Regions from separate parts of the Homo sapiens genome. Here all the other regions are linked to region 1. A link is a contact called in ENCODE Hi-C or POLR2A ChIA-PET data. All regions are on one chromosome and are shown on one strand. The core of a region is the stretch at or near the end of the contact, and the rest is flanking DNA. Distances in the headings are between cores, read along the strand shown. Region 1 holds the start of IFI16 (interferon gamma inducible protein 16). Region 2 holds the start of TAGLN2 (transgelin 2). Region 3 has its middle 11 kb from the start of APCS. Region 4 holds the start of SNHG28 (small nucleolar RNA host gene 28).

Region 1 (3,318 bases), core at 447-2,946:
TGATTAATATAAATTTAGTCACTGTAATAATGTAGCTACATAATTTATATATATGTATATATATTCGCACATTTTTTGCTTTATCAGGAATTTTTGTATATTCTACTAATGACTTTTCTGTATGATAGCACAAATTGCAATTGTTGGCCACTGCCACAAAGTGGGGGAAAATGCACATTTTTAAGCATTTCTTTGCTTCATCTATGAAAATTTCATCTTTGTGGTATGAATTATGGAGCATTGTCCTGAGTTGCCCTTATAGGTGACCGCAGTTTGTGTGTTGTATGCTGGAGTCCCAATTGAGGACATTACTGCATATAAAATGATTATAAGTAAAAGGCAGAAAATGTTCTGAAGGGTCATAACTTCCAAGGGTTCTCTACCCTTTGACCTCTGGATTGGGGTTCCCAGTGACTGCCTTAATATCCTTCTCTACCTACTGCCTTAAGGCCAACTCAATGTATCCACGTAAAGAGTACCCTAAAGCCAGTAAAAGATTATCACGAACACCCAGAGATGTTTATGGCCATCATTCCAGATCCTCTTTGCTTTTTCTTGACTTACTCCTTTTTTGATAAAGTTATTCATATGGTTTCAAATCCAGAATTCAGCTATTCACTTCATGGCCCTAGTTTGGATTAAAACAATCAGCTTTCTTTTGCTCTGTAGATGGCCTTGGACAGTACATATTAACAGTCTATGGGGCCCCTTTTCCACTCATGACCACATCCTGCTTGCAGATCTGCTGCTGGGTTAACACCACATCATCTGCTAGTTGATGCCATTTATTTGACATCCTGGGGTTACAGCACGCTAAAGGGCACCCACTGTCCTTAACAGAGAAAAATACACTGCTGAGCAGAGGATTAAACAGACTCCTCACACTACCGGAAGTTCAGTGCATTTTCCAGGATTTTCAAGTCTTCGATGCTGTCATGTTGAGAGTCCACTATCCACGTTTGTTTATCCAGGAATAATGCAGAAAATCTGAGCATTCGTGAATCTAATCATTGAGGTAAAGTAACCTAGTCATGGTCAAGAGGACAGCTAGTGTTAAACTCCTTCATATAAATTTAAGGAAGGATTTACATATTCATAATGACTTTCTGATCTGGAAAGCCCAGGCTTGTCAGTTATTAATAATTGGATGAATACTTCAGGTAGTATTTAAACAAATAGCGATTTCATAGCAGACATTTCCCCAACCAGGAGATGCAGTAAAGTATTGGTAGCAATAGATGCTCCTACCAAGATCTCCTCCTGCCACTGCCACTCTGTGCACAGGAAAGGAGGGGAGAAGAAGCCATGTTGCTTCTCTTATATTTGAGCATCATTTAAGGGAATATAAGTCTCTAATGACTCACATGTAAGTCTGCTGGGTAAGAAAGTTCTAATGTTGGAACTCCTTTCAGCTATCGAATTTTGTAAGAAAAAAAACTTATTTGTGTTTATATACATTTATGAGATACAAGTGTAATTTCGTTACATGGATATATGCCATATTGGTGAAGTCAGAGATTTCAGTGTGCACATCACCCGAAAAATGTTAACTGTACCCATTAAAGTAATTTCTCATCCCCCATTTCCCCTCACCACATGCTCCAGCCCTTGCCAGGAAACTGTTCATTTTCTCTGACTAACAGAAACGAAAGCTAAAAACACTGGTGGGAGGAGTCTCCACATTGTTTCCTACTCCATTTTCTCTGGGGCAATAGCAGAATAGGAGCAAGCCAGCACTAGTCAGCTAACTAAGTGACTCAACCAAGGCCTTTTTTCCTTGTTATCTTTGCAGATACTTCATTTTCTTAGCGTTTCTGGAGATTACAACATCCTGCGGTTCCGTTTCTGGGAACTTTACTGATTTATCTCCCCCCTCACACAAATAAGCATTGATTCCTGCATTTCTGAAGATCTCAAGATCTGGACTACTGTTGAAAAAATTTCCAGTGAGGTGAGTACTGTTCCTGATTTTGTAAATATGATCTTGTTCCTTCCTTGAAGTCCCCAGAATCACAAGGGGACAATCAGTATTGGTTATTCAGGGTCATGGGATGATGGGAGTAGGGCTGAGTATTCAGAAAAGTGAAAACTGAGTTGCTTGATATGAATCCTTCATTTACTTAGGAAGATAACAGGCATCTTCTATTCCACCACAACTGAGGACTGAACAAGAGAAAATGCATTTTGACCGTTGCAGATTTTAAAATTAATTATCCGAGTGTATACTGGCATAAGTTGGTACTTAGAAGAGGGCTTCTGTTATTTTGGCTGGAAGAAGTGTTGGAAACTCGGTAGCTGTGGTGGGTTCTCAAGATAGTGACATGAAAAAAGTATCATGAAAGAATATTAAGTAAAAAACATATCTGAGCATAGAGATGTATTATATGACATCATCCCAATTTTACAAAACATAAGAACAAATGTACACAGAGTAGAAAATTTTTTTCAGTTTCACAAACACAGTTACTCAAGCACATGGTGTCTTAATATTTTCATAAGTATATTGATCCTTTACTTTAGCTCCATTCTGCACCGGGTGCTAGCGGCAGAATTTCAATCATTTTGGAATTACTCTCTGCCCTCCTGAAAGTTAATGATTTTTTTTTTCCTTGTGGCAAGGTATAGGGGAGTGGAGGGGAAGGCAGTTAGGAAAAGGTTACTATTGTTTACTTTTCAAATTTTTAAAAGATGTTTTCTATAGCCTGGTACAATATTTCATGTGTGCTTAAATGGAATGTGAGATTCTTAAATGTTGTTTTCAGAATTTTATTAGATAAATGTTGTTAATTACGTTGTTCAAATTTATTATATCATTACAGATTTTTTCACCTTGTTCATTTAGTAATTGAAGCATAAACTGAAATCTCCTATTATAAAGTTTGCTTTTTTGGCCGGGCACAGAGGTTCATGCCTGTAATCCCAGTACTTTGGGGGAGACCAAGGCGAGCGGATCACTTGACGTCAGGAGTTCCAGACCAGCCTGGCCAGCATGGCGAAACCCTGTCTCTATTAAAAATACAATAATTAGCCGGGTATGGTCATGTGTGCCTGTAATCCCAGCTACTCAGGAGACTGAGGCAGGAGAATCGCTTGAACCAGGAGGCAGAGGTTGCAGTGAGCCGAGACTGTGCCACTACACTCCAGCCTGGGTGACAGAGCAAGGCTCTGTCTCAAAAAAAAAAAAAAATTTTTTTTCTTTGTAGTGCTCTCACAATCACATACATGTTATGTGTATATATAATATACATTCACACACAAATATATGTATATATAATCATGTATACAAACAGGTACACACATATATGTGTGTAGTGATGT
Region 2 (3,216 bases), core at 435-2,934, 920 kb after region 1:
CCAAACAGTGTTGGAGGCTGGGTGGGGGCTCCGGGCAGAAACACCCTGTCAACACAGACGTTGTGGTGAGCAGGCTGTGAGCACGGGAGCAGAAGTGGGATCGTCTCAGCAGTGCTCGGGTGTAGCCAGGTGCAAGAGATTATTCCAGGAGACAGCTATAGTGGGGATGGACAGCGTGTGGGGGAAGATAGGAAATGACCCGTGTTGGGGTGAAGAAGAGGACTCAGGAAGTAGTTGTTCAGGAGAAGAAATCCCCTGGGAAGGGAAAGTGTTCTGAGCTAGAGAACCCACAGCTGAAAATTCTGGAGGGAGAAGGGATGGAATGAAGAAAGGATTAGGGGCCAATCCCGGGGTGGGGGACAGGGGCAGAGGCCTTGGGGTGAGGGAGGGAGTTGCGGTTGGACAAAACCTATTTGTTGGTTCTGGAATGGTAGGGCCCTACTGGGCCCGCCCTGCCTTGGCCTCCTCTGCAGTTGTAGGTCTGCCCCTTGTAGTGGGGAGGAGAAACTGGGAGGGGGCTAGAGATAGAGAGCCATTGCTGTCTGGTGCTTTGAAGTCAATGAGAACACTGGGGGAGCCCCGTCCCAGCCGCAGGTCTTCTACATCGAATCCCACACTCCATCCCCACTCTCACCCCGTTTCTCTCTGCCCCACAGATACCAACTGCTCACAGATCTCCCAGGACACCGGCTTCAGGTAGCCCCAGGAGGCACAGGGCGCGGGGGGAGGCGGCAGTCCACCTCCGGTCCTGCAGGTCCGGCCTCCCAGCCGCCGCCCCCCACCCCCACGACCACACCCTGGGCCGTTACAACAGATGAGTCACCCACCGCCCTCCCGCCGCTGGGGTGACGCAGTGGTCTGGGCAGCCCGCCCGTCCGCCCGCGGCCACCACCGGCTTTCCCAGCAGCAGGGGGCACCCGGTGGGGGCAGCGGCGCTCGGGCAGGGTAAAAGCAGCCACCACCACCCCCACAACCTCACACAGGGCACCCCGGGGCGCAGTCAGGGCTGCAGCACCCAGACCCCCGAGGTCAGGGGACCGTCATAGAGATGACTGGAGCTTCACAGAAGGTCACCGTGCGACCCATGCAGAGCCCCCTAGCCCCAGCCCGTGACCTCAAGTCCCCAGAATAGCAAGCTAGCAGGAACAGGAATGAAAAGGGCGGCCTCGGGGACTCAGAGGGCACGCAGTGCTCACACGTGCTCCTGGAACCAGGAAGTGAAGGGTCGCGCGGGAAAGCCCAGGAGCACGAGCTGGCCCAGGGCCGGCGCCACGACCCGGGGTCACTCGGGGCCAGCCAGCTAAAGTCCGACGCCCTTTTTTCCCCTCGCCCCAGTGAGGACTCAGCGATGGAGCCCGCGGGTGGGGCTCAGTCCCTGAGTCCCTGCTCCAGACGGACGCCCTGTCTATGCATGGGCTAACCTCGCCTGACCTCATCGTCCAACAATGTCGGGTCAGGGCTTGGGGACAGGACCTGACAGCACGGGGCGGGGTAAAGTAGTCACCGGACCCTTGCCTGGTACCAGCCCTTGATCCCCGAGCTCGCTGGAGCAAGTTCAAAGCGCTGGCTTCTTGCTTTCTACACAGCACGCACATGTCCCCGACCCCCGTACCCCCGACCTGCTCACCGTTCAAGCGGGCTGGAGAGCGGCGCACTGACTCAAGGCAAGGGCTGCAGCTGCAAGTGGTGCGCCCTGCCCAGCCGGGGATTTTCAGGAGGGTCCCGCCTCAGACGGGGCGGACCCGGGGCGGGGCAAGGGCCAAGAAGGTTTAAAGGCGCCGCAGCGCAGAAGGAGGGAGGACTGCTTGAGACAGAGGGACAGTAGACCAGAGCAAGGGTTAAAGGTTCGGGGAGTCTGAATCTACAAAGGCGGCTGCAGTGGTCTCCACCCGTGAGTACCTCAGCCTCCACCGAGAGCCCGTAGACTTGTGCCCCAGTAGGAAACTTTCTGCCTAGAAAGTTAGCTAAACACTGTGGGCGTGTTTATGTAGGAAGAAGCCTCCTAGTTTAGAGGCTGGCAAGGTAAAAGGAGGCACAGGAAGGCCTTCCCCCGACCCCAACTGACTAGTGTGTGACAGGACTGGGACTTGCAGGCCGGGACAGCACCCCCACGTGATCTTGCTCACCTCTTACTTCAAGCCTGGGCAGGGACTAACAGTGAGGTCACTCTGCCCAGGGCCCTAGGGGTGTTTTCGGTGTTGGGACCCAGGGCTCAGACCTGTCTTCTCCCTGCCTTTCATCTCCTTTTCTATGACCTGGTATCTCTTCCTAAATCCTGGAGGGATCAGAGGGGGAGACCTCAGCGCGAGGAGGCTGGCTGGGGTTCTTTTGTCTCTGAGGGTGGAGGACAGCACAGTTCAGGGGTGGAGAAAGAGCCCCCCATCCTTTCAGGCTTCAGTTGAATAGAGTCCCCCGGGGTGGAGTTCTGCACACATGATAGAGTCCTCCCTTGAACCTGAGATTCCAGGATGTCAATATCCAGTCCTGTCCAACCTTTCTATTATTCTCTGTTCCCTCCCCGAGTCCTACACAGCCCTATATTCCAGTCCCACTGATTGTCAAGCATTCTCACTCTTCTGTGCCTTTACAAAGGCTATTCCTCTGCCTAGGACAGTTTCCCTTCCTTGACTGGCTCCCCACCTGCTCTACCCTTTACCTGCTGTGTGACTGTTGTGCATTCTATGCTTGAGTTCCCTGGTCTATAGAACAGAGCTAATAGTACTACCTAATTCATAGAATTGTAGAGAACTAAACAGTCCACCTATAGGGCTTAGAGCAGTGCCTGGCACATAGTGAATACTATTATTACCACCATCTATCTGTGAGGGTCCTGAGGACTCCCCCCCAATATGTGGCATTTGTCCCAGCACACGATATTAGCGTTCACTAAAGGTGGCCTTGAATGCAACATCTTCCTTTGTGCTACAATAACCAACACATAGCTTTATCACGGAACTTATCATACGGTAACTATTTCTTTGTCCGCCTCACTGACTAGAAAGAACTCCTCAAGGGCAAAGGCGTGCTTCCAGAGCTTTGTATTTTCTCAGTATCTACTTCAGTGGCTGGCCTTTAGTAGCTGGCCTCCGTAAGCACTCAATAAATGTTCTTGAATGAATGCTGAATGCACCTCCATTTATTCAAGAAGATTCTCCTCTTCTTTAAGGGTCCAGGGATTTTCCTGGCACTCTCTCAAAGACAGATAACACACAGAAA
Region 3 (3,280 bases), core at 376-2,875, 590 kb after region 1:
CTAGTCACATGTAGCTTTTTATCACTTGAAATGTGGCTAGTATGACCGACTAAGTGAATTTTTAATTCTCTTTTATTTTAGTTAATTTAAATTTACACAGCCATAGCTCCATCCTATCCTTTCTAAAAAGCTGCTTGGAGTTCCACTGTCACTCTCTTTAATCTTTGCCTATCCAACTGGTATCTCAGTGGTCTCTTAAGGCAAATTCCTTTAATTTTAGTGACACACTCATTTCTACTCGAAACATTTGCCTCATTTTCCATGATGGACTATTTTCTAAAACACCCACAATATTTCCTAGATTCCTAGTGGCAGTTCCCTAAGTGTGCCAAAATCCCCCAGCCTGTTAGTGTTACTTGTTATTTAAGCAAAATGATTCAAATCATCATTTGATACATGATGGAAATCCCAGGCTCACTCACCAAATTTCTAGCAAATATTGTGTGTGCTTGTAAGGGGGATGGGAGGGCAGGAGAAGGCCTTGTATTTCTTCTAGTCATTACAAGCTAGTGGTTTTTCTTCCTCAGTCTGGAACTTACTCCTTGCACATACCTTTTTCTGCACTGTGCCATCATCCACTTCTCTTTACTTCCTAACTACCACCAACTGAAAATTATACATATAAAAGCTTTAAACAAAGTCTCTTGAGGCTCTCAAGGGAGTTTACATTACAGTATAGTTCAGCAAACAATTTTAAATCAAATAGTACACCTCTTTATTCTTAGAATTCCCTCTGCCAAAAAAGAAATCAGCTACTTTTTTTTAAATTCAAGGTCCAACTTTCTGTTGTGTTGCTGATTCTCTTCTCTCTTTTTCCAACGACTTCCACTTCTCTCTCTAGTTTACATGTCTCCAAACCTTAAGCCTCTGTTAATACTTTCACAATAAGTCAATTTTGCCAACGGTTTGCCTCCCCTAGACCATCTAGGCTGGGCCCAGAACACCTCATCTTCACTCCCACTGAAGTGTTCCTGAAGGTCAGCTCTCACTGACCTTGATTCTGCTCCCCTACACTGTCACCAGAAGCTATCCACCTATGGTTCTAATTCAGTAAGTCCAACTCTCTCACCCCCTTTTTTTGTCTCAGCTGTGTGGGCTTTCCCAGGATGGCATGCAATGGGACCCCTGTGCCATGCATATTGTAAAGGAAAATGCCTCCCTCCATGCGCTACAAAACAGCACATTTATGATGGCACTTTGAAAAGATATGGGTTGTGGTGTCACATATTGACAATTCCTTGGCCAGAGGCTTAACAGTGCCAGCAGTGCCAGAAGATTAAGAAGACAGCAAAAACAGAAAAGGGAGAAGATGGTGAAGTAGTTATATAACATGAGCGAGAATGCTCCTGATTACAAAGCAGAGAAATTGACTTTTTTTCTTAGTGTTTTCTATAGTCATTGCTCTATCCCTGTTCTAGAATTCAAGTCATGATAAGAATTTCTTCACGTTGACTTCCTGCATTGCTTTCAGACATTGCAATTAAAGAATGCGAAGAAAGAACCTCACAGAGGTAACAGAGTTTGTTTTCCTGGGATTCTCCAGATTCCACAAACATCACATCACTCTCTTTGTGGTTTTTCTCATCCTGTACACATTAACTGTGGCTGGCAATGCCATCATCATGACCATCATCTGCATTGACCGTCACCTCCACACTCCCATGTACTTCTTCCTGAGCATGCTGGCTAGCTCAAAGACAGTGTACACACTGTTCATCATTCCACAGATGCTCTCCAGCTTCGTAACCCAGACCCAGCCAATCTCCCTAGCAGGTTGTACCACCCAAACGTTCTTCTTTGTTACCTTGGCCATCAACAATTGCTTCTTGCTCACAGTGATGGGCTATGACCACTATATGGCCATCTGCAATCCCTTGAGATACAGGGTCATTACGAGCAAGAAGGTGTGTGTCCAGCTGGTGTGTGGAGCCTTTAGCATTGGCCTGGCCATGGCAGCTGTCCAGGTAACATCCATATTTACCTTACCTTTTTGTCACACGGTGGTTGGTCATTTCTTCTGTGACATCCTCCCTGTCATGAAACTCTCCTGTATTAATACCACTATCAATGAGATAATCAATTTTGTTGTCAGGTTATTTGTCATCCTGGTCCCCATGGGTCTGGTCTTCATCTCCTATGTCCTCATCATCTCCACTGTCCTCAAGATTGCCTCAGCTGAGGGTTGGAAGAAGACCTTTGCCACCTGTGCCTTCCACCTCACTGTGGTCATTGTCCATTATGGCTGTGCTTCCATTGCCTACCTCATGCCCAAGTCAGAAAACTCTATAGAACAAGACCTCCTTCTCTCAGTGACCTAAACCATCATCACTCCCCTGCTGAACCCTGTTGTTTACAGCCTAAAGAACAAGGAGGTCAAGGATGCCCTATGCAGGGCCATGGGCAGAAACATTTCTTAATGCATTATTCCTCTATATAAATATACATTTAGTCATAGAAATGTGTGTCCTTACTTACATTAAACAACCTTACGACTCTGTCCCATGCAGTCTATGCTGCAATGGGATGTGCATGTCTTGCTTTGGTATATTTACTACAAAATCTTAGTCTCTGTTTCCATATATTTCAAAGTTTTGTCCAGGCATTTTCAACTAGGGATGTGAGAGGTCAAGGAGAATGGGCATGATTTTTAGGAAAGAGCATCCAAATTTCTAGGATGAAGAAAGGGACTTTTAAAAGTATATTAAATATGATTATATTGTGTTTAAAAAATAAAAAGCAATGTGTCTCATTTTTGTAATGCAATCTACAGAAAATAAAACTACAAAATCATCGCAGCAAGGTAAGGATAGTCAATAATGATGGATTCCCTTGAAAGAAAATAGTATCAGAATTGTCAGGGAAAAGTGAGATGAGCGTATTAAATTTAAAAAAAAATAGGAAAGTTGGAAAACACTGGCTTAGTCCTTGAAAATTTAGTCTTTATTATTCAATTTATGCTAAAGCCTTTGCTTTTATCCAGTGTAGTCGTCAGATGCTGGCCATGGCCACAGATCATACTTAACTCTCACCTTTCTAATCTAAATTCCCTAATTGAATTCTTTCTGGCTGCTGGTTCTCTCCATGGGATCAACTTCTCTCTAATCATTATGAAGAAAAATTGAGTTGGTCAAGAAGATCTGTGCCCTGTTAGAATAAGAACCATAAAAGCTTTCCTCATTTGCACATACCATGGCACCTCCTGGTAGCATAAAGAAACAAAAGTAGAACAAAACAAACAGTCCCAGCAGTCAGGAGTAGTTCAGAAGTATAATTGTAGAAT
Region 4 (3,651 bases), core at 1,152-3,651, 850 kb after region 1:
CACACTACTTTTCCTGATACTTGTCTCCTAGCAGACATGAAACTGCTGATTTCAGGAACTTACCCTTTCAAATATATTTTTGCTACCAAAGCACAAATAATCTAACATAAAATGAACTCTTTAAATACAAATAAATTACATATAAAATAAGAAACAGCCCAGACAATTCAGATGTACAAGCACCTACCCTCTGCATCACTATACTGTCCTCATCAGCTCATCAAATACAAAATCATTCACATTCATCAAATACCCAGTTGAACTATGAGGTTCCTTCTTAAATCTTGGGCATTTAGGATGGACCTAACTGTTTTTTTTTAAGTTTAATCTTTCTCAGCACAGGAAATTAATCCAGCCAAGCTTCTCCTATTAATCATTTCTATTCCATATTAGAAATTCTTAAATTATAGGCAAGTGGGCATTGCATTAGCAAAGTAGATTCCAATGCCCAACAGAGATGATGTTGAACAAAGAAGGATTAGTAGAGCTTGTCTACTTGTCTGCATCCCCCTCCTTGCTGTGTGACCACCTGGTCCCTTTATCAACAAAGGAACATCTATAACACTGCCCACTTTACTTACTGTTTGCTTAGCAAATATATCCTTGGAACTTTATCTCAAACATTACTCTTCAATTAAGCACTCCCCATCTCACTAAACAAGAGAGGACGTCTTGCGCCTATTAACAAAAACAGTGCTTATTGATTTCCACTTTTGAACCAAAAATGACTAAAACATCCCCCAAAATACATTGTAAATATCATGACAAGGTGTTTAACAAAACAAGTGCTGGTAAATACTAAATAGCTCAATTAATCCCTATCTAGGAGTGGCTGACTACTTCAGGGTGTAAGAACGTGGAGCTGGATCTCAGAAAGGCCTAGATTCTCACCACAGAATATTCCATCATAAGGCAGTAACTGTAAAATATCTAAAAACTTTTTTTTTCTAGCATAAAGTAATGCTGCCACACTCATTCACTTGGTATTTCTCAAACATCTCCTGCAGAATGGGCTCTGCACAAGTTGACCAACTGCAGACAAATGAAAAAAAAAAAAGAACCACAAAAATAATTGTTCTAAAACACCAGCAGCATCTAGGTGAAGGGATTTACCATACTCTCCGAGTTCCATAATATATGCTATATAAATATTATTCCCCCTCCTTCCTGCACTTCACCCAGCACCCTAGAACTGTGGCACTTAGTTTTTTAATATAAGAGGTTGTAGTCTTATTTTCACATGTCCTTGTTTCTGTCTCACCGGATGCCTGTGCCTTCTGTGCTCCAAGGACTGGTTTCCTTTTAGCTTTCAGCAACATACAAAGACTCCCTAGACCTTCAGAGCACATTATTCTCAATAGAAAATCTTGACATGTGAAAACTTTGAATATTTAGAAATGGCAAGTGTATTGCACTTTGTCGGTTCCTCAGTTTATTTTACGGTCGTAGATATTCTGAGCTAATTCTTTTTGTCTTTGTTTTCCTTTTATCTGCACTTTGTATGTTGTTCAGAGGAGTTGCCCTGGATGGCCCCTTCCAGCTCTGACTGCCAGGGATCTAAGCAGGAGGGAGGAGAGGGGGCGTGGTCGAGGCGAGCGACAGAAGCAACCCTCCCCGGCCCTGGGCAGGGTTCGCCACCCCGTGCCCAACCTCCGTGGAACGCGGACAGCCACTTCGGACTCACGTCTCAATGTTTCTTTATTGTGCTAACACTGCTGCCTCAGAGCTCAGACCTCACACACAGAACAATTCGTCCAGACAGACCCCCACCCACCCGGCCCCCGGGGCCCTCTGCTTAGGCTGGGGACACCAGGCCTCCGGCCTCAGCCGCTCTAGGACACTCAGCCTCCTCCTCCCTCCCTCTCCCCCAAGCCTTCGGTCCCGGGGGTGCGGAGAAGGCTCAGGATCGCCTTCCTCCGCCCTCGCCCGCCCCTTCCCACTTTTGGGGAGGAGGCTCTGCCTCCCTACGCATTTCCTTAGGGAAATGCCTTCACCCCCAGCCGCCTGGCAGCCTGGGGCGAGCGAGGTCGTCCCCAGCCCCGACGTGTCCCCAGCTGCAGACAGAGAGCCCCGCGCCCTCCTCCTGGCTGGGGCGCAGCCCGGCCCGGCGCGCGCGCTCACACCAAGAGGCCGTTCTTGCACTGCACCGGCCCCTCGGCGCAGTCAGCCGGCTCCGCGCTCTTGACCTTGACGTAGACCGGGGAGGGGCCCGCTTCGCAGGCGGCGGCGGCGGTGCAGGGCGCCAGGGCCACGTCCTCGGGGCCGCCGCAGGGGGGAGGCGCGTACTTGCGGCGCAGGGAGCGGCTGACGTTCTGCGTCGGGTACCCCAGGAGGTGGGTGACGCGGCTGCCGCGCCCGCTGGCCTTGCACCCGGGCGCCACGGCGTCCTCTCTGTGGAAAACAACAGGCGGGCGGGTGAGCGGGCTGCTCCGCAGCGGGGCGTGGGCACGGCCTGGGCAGAGCCGGGGGCTCTTGGCAACCTCTTGTCTCCCGCGCCTCCCTCCACCTGCCCTCGTCTCTCTCCCTCGGCCTCGACCTACTGTCCTTTGTGACCCTTCCTGGGTCGGCGACCCTGCAGCGGTCCCGGAGCCAGCATCCCCATCCTCCAGACAGGGCTTGTCCACGCGTATCTGGAGAGCCCTGCAGGCAGCCCCCTCCAGGCCCCTGCAATCCCTTTCTGATGTTTCGCAGGCCCAGAAGAAGGTGCTTTTCCTCTTCTTCTTTCCTTAGCTAATCCTGACCTTGCTCGAGCAATCTCTCTCTTTCTCACCTCCTGCCCCTCAGTCTTCTCCATCTTTCCCTCCATCCCCGAGGCATTGCAATCATTAGCACTACTAGACTTGTTCTATTTTTATTTCTAGTTTGCTTCTAATATAAGTTATTAGCACTATTCTTATTATTAGCTCTTCTTAAATAATAATGTCAGAGTTCTTACCGGCGCAGTACAGGGGAAACGTGAAAAAACATAGGCCCTGCCCTCCAGGAGCTTACAGTCTAGACAAGACAGACAGGTGCGTAGGCAGGAGGGAAATGGAAGGCAGGGAGCAGAGGTGAAGACTGGGGTGGCAGGGGGAGGGGAAAGCCATGAGTTGGGTGGCAGGTCGACATGCCGCAGTCCCAGCACTCCGTGGCGATGGCGGGCAGGGTTGGGGTGGGGGGCCCAGCCGGCCGGTGGCAGGCAGGAGTGAGGTGGGCAGGGCGCCGGTTCCCTGCCGCACAGCAGCATGCAGCATGCATCAGGTTTTACCTGATCTCACTAGCCAAGTCGCCGCAGGCCCCTCCGCCGACCCCGCCGCCGTTGCCGTAGCCGAAGGCACCGCGGGCGCCGCCAGCCCCGGAGCCCCCGCAGCAGCAGCAGACGAGCCCCCAGATGCCTACGGCCAGGCAGCCCAGCGCGAGCAGAGAGCCCAGGACGATGCCGATGATCACGCCTATACGCCGGGAGTCTGTGGAGAGAAGTGGAGGCAGGTCAGGCTTTCTCACAGCCTGGCAGGTGCCTGAGGGAACAGCACCAGGAGGTGCCAGGTCAGGGGTTAATGGGAAAGAGGGAGAGGGACCCAGGGGGTCTCTTAGCCCTGGAACACCCAGTGGGGAAGATATGGGGAGATGCAAGTTAACCCCTCGTGTCAGCATGCTTCTCCCAGGGCTTCC

Evidence for each region. Hi-C counts contacts between places; a loop is a spot of excess contacts on that map. ChIA-PET counts read pairs that join two places held with the same protein, here RNA polymerase II (POLR2A). Pooled maps may share reads with other maps.
Region 2: a map of endothelial cell of umbilical vein shows a loop between it and region 1 (6-fold over the local background). The contact joins the promoter of TAGLN2 here to the promoter of IFI16 in region 1. A Hi-C loop is called at or near these places in 5 of 168 maps with a recorded cell type or tissue (cardiac septum, endothelial cell of umbilical vein, heart left ventricle and 1 more), 19 of 37 single-sample maps with no recorded cell type and 25 of 50 pooled maps. POLR2A ChIA-PET finds 5 or more read pairs at or near these places in 7 of 52 experiments (MCF 10A, activated CD4-positive, alpha-beta memory T cell, activated CD8-positive, alpha-beta T cell and 2 more).
Region 3: a loop to region 1 is called in a map of endothelial cell of umbilical vein, with 4 times the contacts of the local background. The contact joins the enhancer-like site here to the promoter of IFI16 in region 1. A Hi-C loop is called at or near these places in 1 of 168 maps with a recorded cell type or tissue (endothelial cell of umbilical vein).
Region 4: a pooled map shows a loop between it and region 1 (3-fold over the local background). The contact joins the promoter of SNHG28 here to the promoter of IFI16 in region 1. A Hi-C loop is called at or near these places in 1 of 50 pooled maps. POLR2A ChIA-PET finds 5 or more read pairs at or near these places in 4 of 52 experiments (AG04450, MCF 10A, OCI-LY7 and 1 more).

The regions. Positions count from the first base shown.
Region 1 is chr1:159,008,211-159,011,528 of GRCh38, forward strand. It overlaps IFI16 (interferon gamma inducible protein 16), which reads left to right and starts at 1,697. Exons shown (of 12, transcript NM_001376587.1): 1 at 1,697-1,951. RefSeq lists an enhancer at 1,554-1,633.
Region 2 is chr1:159,923,823-159,927,038 of GRCh38, forward strand. TAGLN2 (transgelin 2) reads right to left here and starts at 1,685. Exons shown (of 5, transcript NM_003564.3): 1 at 1,628-1,685. LOC124904437 (a long non-coding RNA gene) reads left to right here and starts at 56. Exons shown (of 2, transcript XR_007066683.1): 1 at 56-129; 2 at 657-3,118. RefSeq lists enhancers at 115-1,314, 787-1,363 and a silencer at 646-1,055.
Region 3 is chr1:159,596,811-159,600,090 of GRCh38, forward strand. It overlaps the pseudogene OR10J6P. Among named protein-coding and RNA genes, the nearest start is that of APCS, 11 kb to the left of the region's middle. RefSeq lists an enhancer at 851-2,050. Within about 2 kb of position 1,626, at least 3 of the 41 ENCODE cell types and tissues checked have a DNase peak (open chromatin) inside an H3K27ac peak, as active enhancers do; they include endothelial cell of umbilical vein, where a contact is called at or near this core.
Region 4 is chr1:159,852,636-159,856,286 of GRCh38, forward strand. It overlaps SNHG28 (small nucleolar RNA host gene 28), which reads right to left and starts at 2,402. Exons shown (of 5, transcript NR_147125.1): 1 at 2,122-2,402. VSIG8 (V-set and immunoglobulin domain containing 8) reads right to left here. Exons shown (of 7, transcript NM_001013661.1): 6 at 3,248-3,446; 7 at 1,681-2,391. The coding sequence ends at 2,118. LOC107985216 (a long non-coding RNA gene) reads left to right here and starts at 2,212. Exons shown (of 2, transcript XR_001738263.2): 1 at 2,212-2,333. RefSeq lists a silencer at 2,015-2,424.